Linked DNA regions of Mus musculus: all the other regions are linked to region 3. A link is a loop called in an ENCODE intact Hi-C map of the cell type or tissue named here. Cell type or tissue: heart. All regions are shown on one strand. Each heading gives the region's core, and the rest is flanking DNA. Links, peaks and the distances in the headings are about the cores only.

Region 1 (6,866 bases), core at 2,631-5,130, 66 kb before region 3:
CTTTCTTTCTTTACTTTTCTCAGTACCGAGGACTGAAGCTAGAGCCTCACTAAGACTAGGCCAGGGCTTCATCCCTGAGCTGTATCTGCAGCCTTCCTCCGCTTCTTCCTCCTCCTCTTCTTCTTCCCCCTCTTCTTCCTCCTTCTCTTCTTCTTCCTCCTTTTCCTCCTCCTTCTCCTCTTCCTCCTCTTCTTCCTCTTCCTTCTCTTTCTCTTCTTCTTCCTCTTCTATTTGTATTTCAAAACATTCTCAGTAGGTTGCCCAGGATCTCCTTGAACACACTCTCTTACTCTATCGCCCTTGCTGATCTTGAATTTATGCCTCAACCTCCCAGGTAGTGGGGATCACAGGCCAGAGCCACAAGGCCCCACTACCATTCTTCCTTTATTACAAAAGCCATGGATGATTGTTATAGAAAACAAACAAACAGGAAAGCACAGGCTTAAGCAGGAACATACGGTCCTGTGTGCACATTGCTTTGCAAACTGCTTCTCTTCCTGAAGGTACAGGAGCCACACATGCCAGCATCTACATTTCTGTTGTTCAGACATGATGACCTGTTGTCAGGTCATAGCAGTTTTCTGTTGTGTGATATGTATGTGGTATTCATGGTAGGCAGTACACAGGAATGTGTGTGGTGTCGGAGGCCAGAGGGTGCCCTCTCAGGGAACATTTCTTCTTCTTCTTCTTCTTCTTCTTCTTCTTCTTCTTCTTCTTCTTCTTCTTCTTCTTCTTCTTCTTCTTCTTCTTCTTCTTCTTCTTCTTCTTCTTCTTCTTCTTCTTCTCTTCTTCTTCTTCTTCTTCTTCTTCTTCTCTTCTTCTTCTTCTTCTTCTTCTCTTCTTCTTCTTCTTCTTCTTCTTCTTCTTCTTCTTCTTCTTCTTCTTCTTCTTCTTCTTCTTCTTCTTCCTCCTCCTCCTCTCCTCCTCCTCCTCCTCCTCCTCCTCCTCCTCTTCTCCCTCCTTCTGTTTTCTTTATTTTTTATTCACTTCACATCCTGATTGCTGCCCCCTCTCCCTGTCCCCCTCTCACACAGTCCCTCCCTCCTCCTCCTCCACTTCTCCTCTGAGAGGATGGAGGTCCCCTGTGTATCCCCCCACCCTGGCTCCCACATCAAGTCTCTGCACTGCTAGGGGCATCTTCTCCCACTGAGGCCAGACAAGGCAGCAGCCCTGTTAGGAGAACATATTTCGCTGACAGGCAATGGCTTTAGGGACAGCCCCTGATCTATCAGTTGAGGAACCCACATGCAGACAGAGCTGCACATCTGCTACATAGGTGCGGGGGACCTAGGTCCAGCCAGTGCGCTCTCTCTCTCTCTCTCTCTCTCTCTCTCTCTCTCTCTCTCTCTCTCTCTCTCTCTCTCTCTCTAGCTCACCAAGTAGGCTAGGCTGGTCAGCCAGGGACCTGCCAGTTTCTGTTTCCTCAGCACTGGGGTTGCAAGAGTTGCTCCATGCCCTGTTCTTCCTTCCTTCCTTCCTTCCTTCCTTCCTTCCTTCCTTCCTTCCTTCCTTCCTTCCTTCCTTCCTTCCTTCCTTCCTTCCTTCCCCCCTCCCTCCCTCCCTCCCTTCCTCCCTCCCTCTCTTAATTTTTAAGATAGGGCATCTCTGTTTAGCCCTGGATTGGGTTTTGTTGTTGTTGCTGGGTTTTGTTTTGTTTTAATGTGGACTTCAGCGATCAAACTCAGTTCCCCATGCTTATGAGGCAAGTATTTTCTGACCATCTTCCCGGCCCCAAAGATTTCTCTCTTTTACCAGTGTGTGCTTTGTATGCACATGTGCATGTGTGTGTGTGTGTGTGTGTATGTGTGTGTGCATACATTCATGTGTCTGTGTGTTCAAGTATCCTAGGAGCTTGGTTGTTATTTTTGTTTTGACACAGTCTCATGTAGCCCAGGCTGTCCTCAAACTCACCCTGTAACTGAGGATGGGCGAGAATCTATGGTCCTCCTGCCTCTGCCTTTCAGTCTACATGATGGTAGGGATGGAAGCCAGGGCTCCGTGCACACCAGGCAGGCACAATACCTCAGGCAGGCTGAGTGTCCACTGGGCAGGACATTCTGGCTTGGGAAGACTTGGATGGGTCCTAGATTCTGCCGCTCCTCTACCATCCATGGAGATTTCAAGAGCTTATTATGCAGGTCCCAGAGGAGAGCCACAAAGATGACCTGTTGTCATTTGAGACTGCTGGCACGGTGGCAGTGAGGGTTCACACACCCGTGCTTGCAAACATCCTGAATGGCTTTCCAAGATGGGCCTCTGTGGGAGGCAGGTGCACGGCCAGGCAGGACAGACCACCCTGCTCAAGCACCCGGAGGACATTATGGTTGCTTTCCCTACAGCCCACCTCTGTCTGACGTGAGCAAGTCAACACCCAGCTCCATCCACCTGGGAGAGGGGAGACTCGGTTTTTTGCATAGTTTCAGGGTTGTTTTGTTTTGTTTTGTTTTGTTTTGTTTTGTTTTGTTTTGTTTTGTTTTGTTTTGTTTTGTTTTGTTTTTTCGAGGCAGGGTTTCTCTATGTAGTCCTGGCTGTCCTGGAAATCACTCTGTAGACCAGGCTGGCCTCGAACTCAGAAATTCACCTGCCTCTGCCTCCCAAATGCTGGGATTAAAGGTGTGCACCACCACGCCCGGCTTCAGGTTTATTCTTGTTTTATGTCAGTTTGAGTTGTTTGGTTTTGTGATGACCAGCAGGCCCTTCAGTTTTTGAGATAAGGTCTCACTATGTAACCCGGGGTAGCCTTGAACTCAGCACCTCTGAGTGCTGGGATTGCAGGTGTGGAAGGGGATATGTTTAGGACAGAGAAGTACTTTCTCCAGAACTCACCATCCTTCTGTCTCAGCTTCCTGGAGATCTTAGGTTCTCGGCTTCCAGAGTCACTCAGGGACAAGACTTTTTGTTTTAAAACAGAATAGCCAGCCGGGCGGTGGTGGCGCACGCCTTTAATCCCAGCACTTGGGAGGCAGAGGCAGGTGGATTTCTGAGTTTGAGGCCAGCCTGGTCTACAGAGTGAGTTCCAGGACAGCCAGGGCTACACAGAGAAACTCAGTCTAGAAACATACACTCCTCCCCCAAAACAAAAAACAAGCAAAAACCAGAATAGCCACCAACAGAGGGATTTCTAGTTTGATCTTCTTTTTTTAAAAAAAGATTTATTTATTATTATACATAGGTACACTGTAACTGACTTCAGATGCACCAGATCTCATTACAGTTGGTTGTGAGCTACCATGTGGTGGCTGGGATTTGAACTCAGGACCTTCAGAAGAGCAGTCAGTGCTCTTACCCGCTGAGCCATCTCTCCAGCCCTTGATCTTATTTCTATATTTAGAAGCAAAAAAACAATCAACCAAACAAAAACAGTTGGGGACTGTATGTGGTAGCCTATGTTGTTAATCCCAGCACTTGGGAAGCAGAGGCAGGCAGATCTCTATGAGTTCAAGGCCAGCCTTATCTACACAGTGAGTTCCAAGCCAACCAGAATCAGCGCTACCTTGAGTGTGTGCACACACGCATGTGTGCGTGAGCATGTGCGTGCATGTGTGCGTGCATGCTGTATCCGTGTTTGGGTGGATAGGGGTATGTCTGATGTCCTCTTCTGGCTCTGTCACTTTCCACCAGATACCTAGAAGTTGCTTCCATCCTCCCTTTAGGAGCATGTCCCCTGCTCTCTAATGCCTTTAACCGAGTTCACTTCAGGTCGCCACCAGAGGGCAGCCATGCTCTATGCCAGCAGCCTGTCGGCCATCCCTGCCGCTCAGTGTGGGTTTCTTCCTGGACTCTCAGACCTGGAAAGGGAGAAGAATAGGAAGCCAGAAAAAAAAAAGAGACCAAAAAGTGATTCCCGTTTGTTAGTTTGTTCTCTGAGACAAGGTCTCGCTGTGTAGCCTGCACTGGCCTGGAGCTTGCTAGATAAAGCAGGCTGGCTTTGAACTCACATAGTTCCTCTGCATCCTGAGTGCTAGAGTTAAAGGCATCACCCCAACTTGCTTTATTATTATTATTATTAATTATTATTATATTTATTTTAGTTTTTCAACAGGGTTTCTATATGTAACAGCCCTGACTGTTCTGGAACTCACTTTGTAAACCAGGCTGGCCTCGAACTCCAACTTGATATTTTAGGGAGACACTTCTACCCAGACATGTGGGAAATTTCCTGGCTTTTTCCTCTTCCCTCTCATTCGTTCTCCAATGTCAGTGTTTTCTTTGCTTAAGGGGGAGGGTTTGGGTTCAGATTGACTTGAAAATCTGTAGTAAAAGATGACTTTGATCGCCACAGCCTCCTGCCTCCACTTGCCAAGTGAGGAGATTAGAGACATAGACCACCAAGTGTGGACTCACCTATAATTTTAAGCAAACAACATGATGTCCTTGTGACGCCATTGCCACAGCTGAGTTTCAGAACCTTCGCCCTGCAGATACCTTGGACTCCTTCCCAGTCACTCCCTGGCCCTCTCTGGTTTCCCTCTCCACACCTAGGCCACCCCTGTCTCTACAGACTTACCTATTATTAGAGACAACTGAAAGCTGTTAATTACATTTTTATTTACCAGGGGCCCCTCATTTACCACAGTGTGCATGTGCCAGTCAGAAAGCAACTTGGGAGAGTCACTTTTCTCTTTGTGGGTCCCAAGAACCAAACCCCTGTGGTTCAGCTTGGCGGCAAGCACCTAAGTGCTGAGCCATCTTGCTGTCCATCCGTTGCTCCTTGTGTAAACTCACTTAGAGGCATCTGCTCATCTGGTTTATTTCTCTTCATGTAACATTTTCAAGGGCCGTCTACATTGGAATGTGGATCGATACTTCATGCTTTTTCATGGCTGAGTAATATTCCATTTGATGGACAGACCACCTGTTCACTATGTATTAATAATGAGACATGGACATTTGGTACTTTCTATCTGGGGGCTATTGTAACTAAGATTGCTAGAGATGTGTGTGCGCACACACCCTTTAAAGATTACAGACATCATCCACGAACCACAAATTGGGCATGTTCATCCCCAGTGAACCATCTGGTTATTACATCATCACAAAGTTACCAAAGGATTACCATTTATTCCAGAGCATTCTATCACCCCTCCTCTCCCCCATCCTCCCTACAGTGCTTCTGCCTCCCCCACCTCAGCCCCCACCCCAGTCCTGGCAACCACTAATCTGCATTCTGCCTCTGCGGCTCCCTGTCCTGGACATTTTACGTAGGTGAAGTCATCCAGCGAGTGGCCTTTTGTGAGTAATGCCCCCTGCCAGCCATGCTTACGCATGTGTCTGTAAGCTGAGGGACAGTCACGCGGTCTGTGACTCTAGCACTGTGGACGTCACACCCAGCTATGTACAAAGGAGTTTGGAGACATTGAAAAGTTTATGGTTGGGCGCACTGGGGCACACTTCACCTACACTAAGGGTCTCACTAGCCTGGAACTTGCTATATAGACCAGATTAGCCTTGAACTCATAGTGATTCCCTCTGCCTCTACTTCTGAGTGCTCGGATTAAGATAAGATGCACACCACCACATCCAGCATAATTGCATATTATATAATAAATACTATATAATTAATATATATATATATTAAATTTATTTATTTTTTATTATTTTTTGACGGGGTTTCTTTGTGTGGACCTGGCTGTCCTGGAACTTGCTCTATAGACCAGGCTGGCCTCGAACTCAGAAATCCACCTGCCTCTGCCTCCTGAGTGCTGGGATTAAAATGCCATCACTGCTCAGCCTGGGGTTTATTTGTTTGCTTTTTGTTTGTTTGTTTTGAGACAGGGTTTCTCTGTGTAGCCCTGACTGTCCTGGAACTCACTCTGTAGACCAAGCTGACCTCAAACTCAGAGGTCTACCTGCCTCTGCCTCCTGAGTGCGCCGATTAAAGTTGTGCACCACCACTGCCCAGTTGTATTATTGTGTCCTGAAACAGGGTTTCATGTAGCCCGGGCTGGCTTTGAAGTCACTCTATAGCCAAGGATGACGCTGGACTCCTGACCTTGCTGCCCGGACCTTCGAGATGCTGTGATGTTTCTGTTGGCTTTTGCTTTCCCTTTGGGGATGACTCAGTTTACCTACTCTTGCCTATTGGGCTGAGAAGCACATGGGCTTGCCCCGTGTCCTCCCCTGCTGCACATGTATGTCTGTCCTTTCCTGAGCTTCACACAGTGTGTCCATGCCCTCCTGTTTATTCTGTTCTGCTTTTCCTGTCTCTGGGAAGGAGCCCAGGGCCTCCCATGTGTTGCACTAGGCTCCTGTTTGACTATTGACTCACGCCCCGCAGCCCTGCTCTTGTTTTAAACACAAAGCCTTTATAGATCATCAGAGGCCCTTGGTGTGTGCCAGTCCTTGCAGGCTGTTCTCTCAGGAAATGTATTCAAGCAGAGCACTCCCCATATCAATTATGAGGGTTTTTACTTCATAGAATCATCTATTTTTATAATTTGCAATTAAAATGATCTTTGGTCACAGGTTGGAAGTGTGTTGTTTTGATGACTGTGGTTACTCTAGCATGATTAAAAGTCTTAGTGCAAGGGCTGGAGAGACGGCTCAGGAGACAGAACTGGATTGACCCAATTGGGTCACATCCCACTCCTGGTGCAGCCAACCATGGATTTGGACGGGGCTGTGCAACGCCAACTTGGCGACAACCAGGGATGAAGCAGGGGCCCATGACCGGAATGCAACACCCACCCCAGACTAGACTCAATCTTCCACATTCTTGAGGTCACAAATGACGCTTCCTCTTTTGTTCGCCAATGGAGATGTGCACTGTGGCTTTGCCACCACACAACCAACAGGTCCAGCCACATCCTGGACTTGTCCCCAGACACAAAGAATGGTACCAGGGTTGGAGAGATGGCTCAGCGGTT
Region 2 (6,866 bases), core at 2,385-4,884, 49 kb before region 3:
AAAGCAGACATAAGTCTTTCTCTGACAGCACACACTCATTCTGCTCATTTCTCAATTCTCTGTGGGTTTCCACTTTCTTTCTCTTTCTCTCTTTCTCTCTCTCTTTCTCTCTTCCTCTCTTTCTTTCTTCCTCTCTCTCTCTCTCTCTCTCTCTCTCTCTCTCTCTCTCTCTCTCTCTCTCTCTCTCTCTCTCTCTCTCTTTCTTTTAAATATTCATTTACTTATGTATAAGAGGACATTGGATCCCATTACAGGTGGTTGTGAGCCACCATGTGGTTGCTGGGAATTGAACTCAGGACCTTTGGAAAAGCAGCCAGTGCTCTTATCTGCTGAGCCATCTCTCCAGCCACCGCCCCCCCCTCCTTTCTTTTTTAAAGGGTCTCACTTTGTGGCTTTGGCTGGCCTGGAATTCACTATGTAGACCAGGCTGGCTGTGAACTCACAGAGATCTACCTGCTTCTGCCTCTCTTTCTTTTTTTCTTTTTTTTCTTTCTTTCTTACTTACTTTCTTTCTTTCTTTCTTTCTTTCTTTCTTTCTCTCTCTTTCTTCCTTCCTTTCTTCCTTCTTTTTTTCCTTTCCTTTTCTTTTTTCTTTTCTTTTCTTTTCTTTTTTTTTTTTTTTTGGTTTTTTGAGACAGGGTTTCTCTGTGTAGCCCTGGCTGTCCTGGAACTCACTCTGTAGACCAGGCTGGCCTCAAACTCAGAAATCCGCCTGCCTCTGCCTCCCAAGTGCTGGGATTAAAGGCGTGTGCCACCACTGCCTGGCCTGCTTCTGCCTTTCATGTGCCAGGATAAAAGGCACACATCACCACAAACAGCCTCTGAACTTTTTAGTAAGTAGAACAAGCAGGCTTCAGGCTTTGTAGCGGGCAACAGAGCACATACAATAGATATGATTTCCTAGAGCCTTCCCAGCGGTAGAATGAGACAGGCTGGAACCCCATTTTACAGAGGAGAAAACTAAGGCTCAGAGAGGAGAGAGTCCTCAAAGCCATGTACTAACAAGCACAGAGCTGGGGTGATGGGATAGGCTTTCATATCTTCCTGGATTTAAGAGATCTCCCCAAGTGGCACACGGAGACTCCTGGGAAGTCACTTGAGGAGGAGCCAAAAAGCTGAAACCAGCCTGGGACTGAAGCATAGTTGGTGGAGTGCCTGCCAGCATGCACAAAGTCAACACGTCATAAGCAGGGCATGGTGGTGAGTGCCTTGAATCTCTGCACTTGGGAAGTGGATCAGAAGTCCCAAGACACCTTCCATTATCCACTCTATAAGGAGTTAGAGGCCAGCCTGGGTTACAAGAGACCTAGCTCAAAAACAAAACAAAACAACAACAACCCAAAGAGAGAAGAAATAGGTCAGGGGCTGATGGTATGTATATGTGGTCAGCCCCATAGATGGGCTCTGACACGTCAGGCACAGTCATCCTTGAGGCCCACGCACGTACATATGACACCACACAGCCTGCCCTCTTGCTCATGAATCCCATGGCCGCCGCCAATGTACAAGCTCTGGGATACACCCCACCCACGAACCTGCACCTCCACAGTGGAAAACTTGATGCTGCCAAGTTTCAGGGGCTATAGAGCACTGTGCCCACTCCATGGGTCCCCTCCCCCACCCCACCAAGCTTCCACAGACACACATTGGAAGAGCAGACAGTCCCCCTGGCATCTAAATCCTCAGTCTGGTCTTTCTTTCCCTGGTGTAACAAGGGACACTCAGGGACAGGTCCTGGGAAAGGGTTCCTGCTTCCCTACTCTTCCCAAGCCTGCCACCATCTTCAGCCACTCTGCCCTCTCCTCCTCCTTCCCTCTTGATGGATGGTAGGCAAGACTACCCAGGCCTTCCCTCCCCTCCTTCCCCTCTCCCTCCCTCCTTTTTTTCTTCCTTCCATTCTCCTGAACCCCCATCTCACATCTTCTAGGATGTCTTTGCCCCTGAACATATATCTCACATCCCTTATACGTTAGTTTCTTTTCTTGGCATCATATAAATATAGGGAATGACCAAAGTCAAATAGGTGGGGCTTGGTGGGCACACCTGTAACCTCAAGCACTCCAGAGGCAGAGGTAGGATTGGGGTAGTGTGGGCTAGGTTATTGAGACCCATCTCTGTTTGGGTAGTGTGGGCCAGGTTATTGAGACCCATCTCTGTTTGTTTTTTGTGTTGGTTGGTTGGTTTGTCGAGACAGGGTTTCTCTGTGTAGCCCTGGCTGTCCTAGAACTTGCTCTGTACGCCAGGCTGTCCTCGAACTCAAGAGATCCTCCTGCTTCTGCTGCCTGATTAAAGGCGTGCGCCACCACCACTGTCTGGCAGTTTGTTTGTTTGTTTGTTTACCTACATGTATGTGTTTGTCTGGGGTGCAGTATGTGCACATGTGAATGCAGATGTTTGTAGACGCCAGCATAGGGCATTGGGTCCCTTGCAGCTGGAGTTACAGGTAGTTGTGAGCCAAATGATACCGGTGCTGGGATCCCCCCCCCGATTCCCCCCCCCATCACACCTGTGCAAAAGCAATACATGTTCTTAACCATTTGGCCATCTCTCCAGCCCCAAGACCTATCTTAAAAAACAAAAAACAAACCAGCCACACATTTACCACACAGGACACACTGACCTCTCTACTCACAAACTGAGCCACCTACAACGCTGTGGTAAATCTCTGCCGTGTGTGTGTGTGTGTGTGTGTGTGTGTGTGTGTGTGTGTGTGTGTGTGTCTCAAGCTGCATGCTCGAACACACATGTACACCAAACGGGATTCACTCACCGGCTACTCTTTCACAACAGGGGCACAAAGCCTCTTTCTACTACACCCACATGCGTGCCCAACAGGTCACAAATGCACGGCTCACCCAGTACGTACAGTTTCCTGGTCTTTCTTCCTCTGCACCTGCGCAGCGGGCATAAAGAGAAAGTTTCTCTACTGGAGGTCTAAGTGCCCCCGCCTACTGGGCCTTCATTCCATTCCATTTCTCTTTCCTTCTCCCCTCTCTGAATCGCGCGCCTGCGCTGGTGTACACACACACACACACACACACACACACACACACACACACACTAACAATCCCCAAATATAGTCTTCTATCTTTCCACATAAACACACAGGCATTCGAAACTCATCCCTTCCCCCCCTTTCTGTCTTCTCCTCTCTGCCCTTCTTCCTTCTTGCACACAAACACACCCCACAGCTGCAGTGCCCAGGGTCATACTACAGTGCAGGCACCAGGCAGGAGACAAAGGTCGCCTAGGCTCCCAGAACCCCAACTGGGCGCAGGTGGACCTGACACCGGCTCCGTCTGTCCCTCGAGAGGGTCCCGGCGAGGTGTAGATTAGGCACGCCAAGCTGGAGGTTCGGGCCCGCACCCCTGGACCCACCGGTATCCGGGGCAGCTAGAGTATCCAGCGCTCCAGCATGCCAAGGGTTAAGGAGCCCGCGGAGGTGTGGGGGGGAGTCTAACCGACGCTTCTGATTGGCTGTTTCTTCGGGGCCCGCAGCCCCCGCACTTCTGTATTGGTTCGCGGCGGGCCCCGCCCTCTGGCCTGGGCGCCCCAGCCTCGCGCGCCGCCCCGGCAGCTAGCCCTGAGGTTCGAGCGTAGAGCTCAGCCCAGCGCACTTGGAGCTGGAGCCTTAGCGGGAGGTGCATCCTAAGCCCGGCCGTTCGGAGCCCGGGAGCGACGGTGAGTACTCCCGCAGCCCGCTGTGGCTCCATGCAACCCCGACGGTCCCGACAGCGGGGCGGCGATGGCATCCTGGCTGGTTCCTGGCGAGCTGGGCGTCCCCTTTAGCTGAGGCCCGCGTCCCGCTGTTCACTGGCTTGGACCCGGACAGGAGTTGTGGGGGGTGTCCGGTTCGCGTGGACCTTGGTTCTGGGCTGCTGGGCTGCTCCTGGCGTGGAAGACTCGGGGTCGCGTGCTGGATTTTGGGGAAGAGTTGGTGAGATAGGTTTGGGGTGTGCAAGTCCCTGAGCTGAGCTTGGCTTGGCTTGACTTGGAGACCGTGGGCAGCTAGGCCAGGTCGATTCAGAGACGTCAAGGTTCAGCTGGACTTGAGCTCACACCCCGCATAGTCCGAGTGGCTTTGGGATTCGAGAACATCGTGGGAGACTAGGGCACTTTTCTCCTACACTGATCCTGCAGTGGCTGCCTGGCTCATGGGAAGGGGAGAGATAGCTCAGAGAGGAGGGGATAGTCTGAGGTTCTGAGGGTTATCTGGTGTTCCCAGCATCTCCCAGTAATGAATCCTCAGAGGAGGGCCCAAGTGCTGACTCCCGTGGTCCAAAGCACCACGGTAAAGGGGTCCTTGAGGAAGAGGGCTTCTTTGGGGGCTCAAGCCTCAAGCCTGATATCCATCTAATCCAGATCTGGCTGCTTTTGAGAGCTTCGGAGTGATGAGTTGACTCTCTGGCCTAGAGCCAAGGCCTCCGGTTACCTCTCCATCTCACCCAGGGCCATTTGCTTCTTCTCTCCCTGTGGACCTCTGATTGCCTCTCCTAGAGCCGAGCTCTTGGCGTGTGTACTGGACCCAGGACACCCTGTGTGGCCTGAGGAGATCTGCCTGGGTTCTCTGCCTTTTGGTCCTAGAGACTTGCCTACATCTGTGATGTCCCTTCCATGCCTGAGGGGTTCGCTGAGAAACAGAGGGGCATCATGGAGAGAGCTGAAGATGCTCCAGAGACAGCCTCAGGACCAACCCGTGCCTGGTCAGAAATTAAGTCTCCCTTAGACAGCCCTTTTCTCTCTTACCCACTGGCGTCTTTCCCCTGAGACATCATTGGTCTCTCTGGAGACCGATGACTTAATTCTCCCGCCCCCCCAAGGTGCCCAGAGATCATCTTGGACCCGACTTACCTCCCCCATTAAGAATCTCCCAAGAGCTGGACAGTGGTGGCGCTCACCTTTAATCCCAGCACTTATGAGGCAGAGGCAGGAGGATTTCTGAGTTCGAGGCCAGCCTGGTCTGCAGAGTGAGTTCCAAGACAGCCAGGCCTATACAGAGAAACCCTGTCGCGAACTCATGTCTAGTTTCATGGCCGGGGAATGTGTCACCTGTGGGCCAGCTGTTGCTTTAAAGCTTGAGGATGTGGGAGAGCTATAAAAGAGGGAGAGACTTTGAGGTCATACGTCCTCTCTTTAGACCCACCCTGGCCTGAGCCACTCGCAAAGAGGACCGTTTCCTCCTTACAAAGCACCAGAAAGTCTGGTGTGGTCCTGCATGTTCTGATTGCAGGGTTTTGGGGGGCTGAGGCAGGCAGATCTTGGTTCAAGGGCAGCCTGAGCTGGAATAAACCAACTAATTAACAACCCACCCTGCCCTGGGAACATTTAAAAAATTATCTTTTTAATTTGTGTGAGTGTTTGGCTTGCATGTGTGCCTGGTACCTGTGGAGGGCAGATGAGAGTGTTGGATCTCCTGTAGCTCGAATACTAGATCGTTGGTGCTTAGGACTGGTTCCAGGGCTCCTCTGTAAGAGCAACAACTGCTCTTAACTGGCTGAGCTATCTCTGACCTGAAAAGCTTCCTAGCCCATCAGAAAGACTTTAGACTTTGGTCCCAAATAGATTTGGGTTCTAATTCTAGCTCCTCCTGTTCCCCACAGGGACTTTGGTAAAGTTGTGTTATAACCCCGCTGTGCGCTGTCTCCATCAAGAGATGATAATGGTTCCTATCTTTCAGGATGGTGGGGGGGGGATCAGGTTGAGATAAATCCAAGTGAGAGTGTTTGGCTCGAATACCATTTACTTTCGTTTACAACCTTGGGAAGTTCTGCTAAGCATCCAACCTATTTGCTGGTCTGAAAGAACCGTTCATATTTATCACATTTGGGAGACAGTGATCTAAATAGAGTGTTTTATTTCTTGTGTATCGGAGACTTACAGGATACTTGTTCTGTGCCAGACCTTGTACAAGGCAAGAAGTGACCCAAACTGTATGGATGGGCCTTCTACCTGTCCCTAACCGTCCTCAGGCCAGGGGCCGTGTCCTTCAGGGAGGTGGCTATGTCATGCCCAGCAAGTGTTCCATTCTGGCTGGAGAGGTGGGAGAGTCATTAAGCCGATGTGATCTGAATAAGAAAACGTGTTCTAGTCAGGGGGAACCTGGGTGATATCAGACCAGAGGTCTGAGGACATAGACGACTCAGTGCAGGACCAGAATAGGGCTGGTTTACCACAAGTATGTGGGACAGGCAAGAGGAGACAAGGCAGGCATGGGAAACAGCGGGACCTAGAGCAGAGACCTCTACTGCCCTGCCCGGGGAGGGAAGTGGGAGCCCAATGTAGTCTGCTGACGCACAGTGTTGATGCGCCGTGAGTGGGTGAGGTGAAGGCTGACGTCAGGCCTCCTTAGGTTCCCCTAACACTGGTTCTCTTGCCATTGTTCCCAAGAGGGGCTGGAATTCAGGGCTACTTCCACTCTGAATCTTAAATCCAGCTTCCCACCCCACCAACAGAGAGCCCACGCTTTCCCTCTGTCCCCCAGATCCCTAATGGGGTTCCTTGCTCCGAGCAGGCTGTTTCCTGTTGTTGGCGCTGGATCTCCCTGGTACTCCCAGCTCTCCCTCCACCCAGGTCCCTAACCTCTTGGCAGAAAATCAGCAATATTCTTAATGGCCTCCTGTCGGAAGCCCCCCTTCCCATACTCCTCCCTCTGTCTGTCCGCCCTCAGCGCAAGCTGTAGGATGAAGGCTCCCAAGAGGCTTTTTATATCTCCTACCTCCAGCTGTCCTCAAACCACCCAGCAGCAGGCACAGAGATGGGACGGAGGTGCTCCTGGGGCACAGAGCTAGGCGGTGGGGAGAAGGCATGAGCTGCCAGATGCTAGGCGGACTAACCAGGCAGAGGGGCTGAGGGGGAGACAGCTCAAA
Region 3 (6,866 bases), core at 2,046-4,545:
TGCAAGGCAGGTACTCTACAATGAGCTCTATTGCTAGCCGCGGTCAGTTACATTTATTTATTGTTTTGCTTGAAGCAGAGCATGTGCCTGCTTACATGGGTGCAGTGCACACATCACACCCACACGTGCACCAGCACGCTATGGGATAGCATACGAATAACACAGGCACCTGCTGTGGCGCTGGCCCTGATCTAAGCACGTATCTCTATTACCTCGTTATGTATCACAACACCCCTCTGTATGTGTGGGGGTGGGGGTGGGAGTGGGGGGGTGTTATCTGTTAATTACCCAGTTTTCCAAATGATACAACTGAGGCATAAAGACAGAGTCTCTTGGCCAATGTTACAAAGCTGGAAAGTGGCGGAGTCGGGCAGGGGACTGAGGTTTGAAGTGAGTTTTGGCAGCTCTGTCTTCACGCCTGTTGAATGAGCGTGTACTGGGTGACACGTAGTGTCTCGCAGATCCCAGCCTGTTGCTGGCAGACATAAACGATGGGCACTCAGCCATGAGGGTGGCCCCCACCCCACCCCCGGAGCAGTGGCGACTTAGTAGAAACAGAATGTGAAGACAGCTCAGGGTGTGGCTTCCGGGCCCAGTCTCGAAACTCCCCTCTCTTTGTCGCCTCTGACACGCTCCAAGATTCCTCACAGATCTCCTGCCTTGGGCAAACCAACCACAAGAAGCATGAGTGACTAAAGTGGTTGGGGCCCATGGGATTCTTGGGTACCACCAGGCCACAGGCCTTTGTCATCAGAAACATGGGAGCCTCTTTGTGTCCCACTTTTGCTTGTCCCAGACTCACAACGACTGCTGCAGTTTCCAGATCTGCCACCATCTCATCTGGTTCTTGTCACTTTCCCTGTACAGCTGGGCATCGGGGACCCAGGACCCACTTTCCACAGGTAGCAGCCATTCCCACTTCATCGTTCTCGATCTCGGCCAAGCCCTCCTTGTGAGCTCCAGGTCCAGATGCAGCCCAGATTTCTGGAGTGGGGTGGGGTTGGGGGAGGCTCCCCACAAAGCAGTTCTGCTTTCCTGGAGCTCAGGTAGGGCGTGGCACCCATATAACCATATAACCACAAATGAGGCCATTAAAACAAGCCCTGGCCATTCCGCCAGCCCAGGGCCTAGACTTCCCGGGGCATCCACACTCCATGAAGTCCTCACTGGAAGGAGTTGTGCCTGCCACAAAGAACACAGGCCCTGGTCTCCAGGACCCAGGCTTGTGACCTGACTCTGGTCCTGACTGACTTGCTGTGTGGTCTGGCCTTCTTGAGGACAGCTTAGTGAAGCCGCCATGAGTTGGTTTACAGGTCGGTAGAAAAGCTCACATCCCAGCTACCTCAGGGTCCAGCCAGGGCACTGGAGGGGTGAACCCTCCCTGACACTTGGTCATCTATTTGTTAGGTGGAGACAAGGAAGTTGACTGAGAGGGCTGAAGTGCTCTGAGACATGGCATCTTAAGTGGCACCCAGTAAGTGTAGGGTCCACTTACTACCTGCCTCTTTCTCTGTCTGTGGAGGACACACCTGCTGGACATGCCCAGATGGCAGGAATGGAGGAGAGCTTTTGTGGCTTGAAAGACCTTTCTGCAATGTTTATTTCGCTTGAGAGGTACCTGGGCCGTTTGTGTCATCTAGCCACTAACAGCAGGAGCAGGATGGGTGGGATGGTGGCTGTCCACCTACCCATTTGTACCTTTGCTCAAACATCTAGAAGCTGTAGCCCCAGCCTTGGCCCTTGAGGGAGCAGAGCTCTGAGTTCAGGGCACTCCTATCTGAAGAGATGCCTGGTCTAGGGAGGGATGCCTGGTCTCGTGGGGAGGAGACTGGAGGGACACATGGGGGTGGGGTGGGGGTGGGGGGAGATGCTGTCAGTGGTCAGGAGGTTTCCCAGAAGTCTCTGAAATGAACTGGGAGTGTGGGAGGAGCCAGTGTTTAACCTGCCCGAAGCTGCTTCCCATAGTTCCGGTTTCGCTCTGTGTGAGAGGGGCCAAGAAAACCCACAAAAGAGAAAGGGTGTCAGGCTGAGAGCAGAGGCTGGGAAGCAGAGGTTTTCACTTCCCTGGCCCTCCTAGGTCCCAGGGGAGGTGCTGGGGGAACCAGAACTCTTTCCTCTGGTGATTAGCACCTGTCAATGTAGCCAAAGCTCTTGTTTTAGAAAACCCTTAGATGTCTTTCCCCCCTGGAGTGATGTAATAGGGACTCCTCTGCCTAGTGGGGAGAGGACCATAAGATTTAAGAATTTGGGGGGGCTGGTGAGATGGCTCAGTGGGTAAGAGCACCCGACTGCTCTTCCGAAGGTCCGAAGTTCAAATCCCAGCAACCACATGGTGGCTCACAACCACCCGTAAATGAGATCTGATGCCCTCTTCTGGTGCGTCTGAAGACAGCTACAGTGTACTTACATATAATAAATAAATAAATCTTTAAAAAAAAAAAAAAAAAAAGAATGACAGTGAGGTGAAGGAAGCACTGGAGAGATAGATCATTGGTTAGGACTTTTAAAAAAAAAAAAAAAAAAAAGAATTTGGTTAACTCCCCCCACCCCCACCCCAGGTGGAGCTGGAGAGATGGCCCAGTGGTTAAGAGCACTTGCGGAAGATCCACGTTCAGCTCCCAGCACCCACCTGTCTGTAATTCTAGTTGCAGAGGACCTAATACCATCTTCTGGCTTCCATGGGCACCAGTTATTCATACGGTACACATGCATGTATATAAGTAAAACACTTATGTACATATGCAAGAATAAACAAATCTCCCACCCCACCCCCATTTTTTTTTTCTGAGACAGGGTTTAGCCCTGGCTGTCCTGGAACTCACTCTGTAGACCAGGCTGACCTTCAACTCAGAGACATCTGCCTGCCTCTGCCTCCTGAGTGCTGGGAGCAAAGGTGTGCTCCACTGCCACCACCAGGCTAGCCACTAAACTTTTTTTTTTTTTTTTTTGAGACAGGGTTTCTCTGTGTAGCCCTGACTGACCTGAAACTCACTCTGTAGACCAAGCTGGCCTGGAACTCAGAAATCCGCCTGCCTCTGCCTCCCAAGTGCTGGGATTAAAGGCGTGAGCCACCACTGCCCGGCATCACAAATCTCTTTAAATGTTCATCTTATGTTGTCTACAAGCACATGGCATGCACCACATGTGTGCAGTGCCTGTGGAGGCCAGGAGAGGGCATCCGATCCTCTGGATCTGGAGTTGCAGAATTGGACCTGGATCCCCTGCAAGAGCAGCAAGTGCTTCTAACCACTGAGACATGACTACAGCCCCCCCCCCCAAAAAAAGAGATATTTCCCCTGCACACACAGCTTGCTCTCCCCGGGACCTGTGTCTCTTGGATATGTTTCTGTGTTCCCCACAGGCATTTTGTTAGACACCAGATTTTTCACGAGAACTTGAGGCACTTTAACGCCTGTCCACTGGCTCCGCCATTCCGCTTAAGAGCTATTGTTGAGCACCTACTCTGTGCATGGTGATGGGGAGTCTCCCCCAAGGGCCCAGCTGCTGTAGGAGAGGCTTGGGGGAGAGGGAGAGAGAGCAGCGAGCAGTAAACACCTAACATATACTGAGCGCTGGTGGGTGGGTGGGTGTGGAGGTGCACACCTGCCATCCCAGACCTTGAGAGGTGGAGGCAAGAGGATTGTGAGTTCCAGGCTCGCCTGGGCTACACGATAAGACCCTGCCTCCCAAACAAAACCAACCACAGCAGACAATAAATACTATAAGGAAGTAAAAGGCTGCCGTAAGAGAATTTGGGAAGCTATTTGGGGGTGATTTGGACCTTTTAAGTAGGTGGCATTTAATCTGAGAGTCCGAGGCTGGTAGTGGGAGGAGCAAAGATTAGAAAAGAATGTTCCAGATGGAGGGAGGGAGCAGCAGCTACAAAGGACTTGGCGGAGAATGAGCAGCTCAGGTGTCTGCAGATCAGGAACGTAAGCCAGGGGAGAGATCTGGCGCCTTGGTGGGTCAGAGACGGGCAGCCCTGAGCCTGGCAAAAGGTTGGGGATAACAGAGGCCTTCGAAGCAAGGGTCGTGTGATGAGAATTTCATTTAGAATGGCTGTTTGACTCTGGCAGTCCGTCGAGGGGGCTGTCAGAGGGAGTGAGGGTCACGGGGATGAAGTCAAGTGTTCGTATTTGAGGCAAGCCCCTCTGAGGCATCTTGCTGACCCCTAAATCATAGGGATCCCCTGGAGCCACTTTCCTCACTGGCCCCTCCCCCTGCCTTGGACAACCACCTCACCCCTCCCTCCACGCTGGTTCTCTTGCATATATGCCCAACAGTGGGAGCCAAGTTCAGAACAGAAATGGTGCGTTAGGGGGATGTCCCAGTGGTTACAGCAATGCCTGCTCCTCTGGGTGACCTAAGTTAAGTTCCCAGCACCCACATGGTGGCTCACAACCATCCCTAACTCCACTTCCGAGGACTCCAATTCCCTATTGTAACCTCCACTGGCACCAGGAATGCATGTGGTACCTAGACAGACAGACAGACAGACAGATAAACATACATGTGTTTTTAAAAAGCCTAAAAAAGAGAAAAGAATTGTCTCTTTGGAAAGCTGAAAGTGTTTGAGTGAGTTATTAGAGGTGACCGGTACCTTTTGGGAAACTAGATGATGGTCACACTAGATGATGGTCACAGGAGATGCCCCTGGCAAGGAAGGGGACACTTAAAGAAAATTCTCTACTCCTGAGACCTGACTTCGCCTACCTGGGTTCTTTTAAAGTATGTTTTAACTAACCTGACTTTTGATCTGCTCCAAAGCTCTGTGATTTTATTTTGCTTTTGCTATACTGGGGATGAAACTGAGGGAGTGTGCCACCACTGAGCTATATCTCCCAGCACAGCCCAAAGCAACGATTCCCACCCCACCCCCACTTTGTTTTTAAGATTTTACTATGTAGACCAGACTGGCCTTGAACTCAGAGGTCTGCGCGCCTCTGTCTCCCCCGGGTACTGAGATTTAATGGAATGCACCACCATACCCTCTTCCTCCTTTTTCTTTTCTTTTTCTTTCTTTCTTTTTTTTTTTTTTTTAATTTTTTGAGACAGGGTTTCTCTGTGTTCCCTGGCTGTCCTGGAACTCACTCTGTAGACCAGGCTGGCCTCGAACTCAGAAATTCGCCTGTCTCTGCCTCCCAAGTGCTGGGATTAAAGGCGTGTGCCATCATGCCCGGCTCCCCTTTTTGCTAGAACTTAGATCATTATTTGTGTGTGTGTGTGTGTGTACATGTCTGGAAGTGTATGTGCAGTGACACGTGTAGAGGGCAAAGGTCAACCCGTGGGACTTGGCTCTCTCCTTGCATCCTGTGGATCCTGACGATGCACTCAAATGGTCGGACTTAACTGCAAACACTTTGCTGGCTAAACCGTCTGGCTGGCCCATGAAGCAAAAGTTCTTGGTGTGTATGGAGGGCCACCTCCTTTGAGGGAGGGTGGCAGACCTCCAAATTCAATCAGCAGTTTTCACCGTGTCAGAGGACTTTCTTAGCATTGTGTGAACTTCATTCAGATCTCTGGCTTTAAAACTACCAAATTAGAGAGGAAAAAGGAACCGAGATGCGGGGTGGGGTAGGATGGGGGAGTTCCTGGCTCTACCTCCCCCCCCCCCCCCCCGCTAGCCTTTCTAGCTGGATGGAAGACCTCGTGTCTCAGCTGATGGTGAAGGAATCTGTCTTGATTCGGCTAGGCTTTGCTGACCCTTAGTCTCTGCCGCTGGGGACCTCATTGTAAAAGAAACCTCTATGAGGCTTGGCCCTGCCAGCTAGTCCACCCCACCCCAACTCTCGCGGAAGGCCTGGGAGAGGCACGTGCCCCGCCGGCCACGCCCACCTCCCAGCGGGAAACGCCCCCAGCAGCCGGGCGCGTGGAGACAGGAGCTCGAGGGGACCCAACCCAGACTGGGCGTCGCGGGGTGCAGCATGCGGACCGTGTGGTCGCCGCTGGCCGCCGCGCTGGCCGCTCTGGGGGTGAGGCGGGCGTGGCGCGCGGGGAGGGCCATCCATCCGTGGGCTGATCTCGGGTGGCCGGGGCGGGGCGCCGGGTCCCGTTTCCCCATTTGGGCAATGGAGACGCTGAGGGAGTCCGTACTACATTTGGCATTGCAGATGTCAACCTACAAGCGGGCCACGCTGGACGAAGAGGATCTGGTGGACTCACTCTCCGAGGGCGATGTGTACCCCAATGGCCTACAGGTAGGAACTCTGATCCTTGCTGGTTCAGCACTGCCCCGGCTCGGGCATGCGCAGTCTTGCGTCTCCTCCCCGCATCAGTCCGTAGGGAAGGGAGATGGGTCGTGCACACAAGCAGCTCTGGGCCCCCGGAGAGCCCCTTCCTGTGCAGCGGTACTCTGAGGCTGGTTTCCAGCCCTGCTTCAGCCCCATCCATCCCGAGATCTGGGCCACAACTCAGATGCAGAGTTGAAGCCCAGAACTCTCCTGCCCTGAACTTTTCACGGAACAGCCTAGGATGGTAGTAGTGGTGATGGGGGCGGGGGGACTCTCCCGGGGTTATAGGGACCCAGCTTCCAGCACCAACAGTTTAAAGCTATCCCTGCTTCAGCTAAGAGGGCCCGGCCTCCCTGGAGTCCTAACTATGAATATGAAACATTACTATGCCTTTATTTCTCGCTCTTCTCTCTGACTACCACAGTTAACAGGGGGTAGGTGGAGGTGGCTTTCTGTCCTCTCTCTGTGTCTTTTGCCAGCTTAACTCCGGAAGCCTGGTTCCTTCCCTTTAGGGTCTGTCCCTGTAGGAATCTCCAAAGACTTGAGATGACATCAAGTCTCTGTCTTGATGGGTGTGAGTGGGTGGGGTGTGCCCAGACTTTCTCTTTCTCTCCTCTGCCTGGAGCAGAGCTTTCT

What was found. Hi-C counts contacts between places; a loop is a spot of excess contacts. Peaks named below come from ENCODE experiments on the same cell type or tissue, not always from the same donor. Only the 100,000 strongest peaks of a DNase experiment are listed, where the experiment ranks them.
Region 1: it touches region 3 in a loop (2.5-fold over the local background); 7 of 42 quality-filtered maps call a loop at or near these places.
Region 2: a loop joins it to region 3, with 2.3 times the contacts of the local background. A loop is called at or near these places in 9 of 42 quality-filtered maps.

Annotation. Positions count from the first base shown.
Region 1 is chr4:137,841,163-137,848,028 of GRCm38, forward strand. No RefSeq gene overlaps it. Among named protein-coding and RNA genes, the nearest start is that of Ece1, 18 kb to the right of the region's middle. In heart, for the core only: a CTCF peak has its summit at 3,711 (motif pointing right); a DNase peak (open chromatin) is centred at 3,639.
Region 2 is chr4:137,858,701-137,865,566 of GRCm38, forward strand. Ece1 (endothelin converting enzyme 1) reads left to right here and starts at 3,580. Exons shown (of 19, transcript NM_001369179.1): 1 at 3,580-3,681. In heart, for the core only: a CTCF peak has its summit at 3,551; DNase peaks (open chromatin) are centred at 2,971, 3,511 and 4,454; H3K4me3 peaks cover 2,297 bases; H3K27ac peaks cover 2,207 bases.
Region 3 is chr4:137,907,658-137,914,523 of GRCm38, forward strand. It overlaps Ece1 (endothelin converting enzyme 1), which reads left to right. Exons shown (of 19, transcript NM_001369179.1): 2 at 6,111-6,197. The coding sequence starts at 6,111. It overlaps Gm52683 (a long non-coding RNA gene), which reads right to left and starts at 956. Exons shown (of 3, transcript XR_003955133.1): 1 at 803-956. In heart, for the core only: a CTCF peak has its summit at 3,160 (motif pointing right); a DNase peak (open chromatin) is centred at 4,204; H3K27ac peaks cover 633 bases.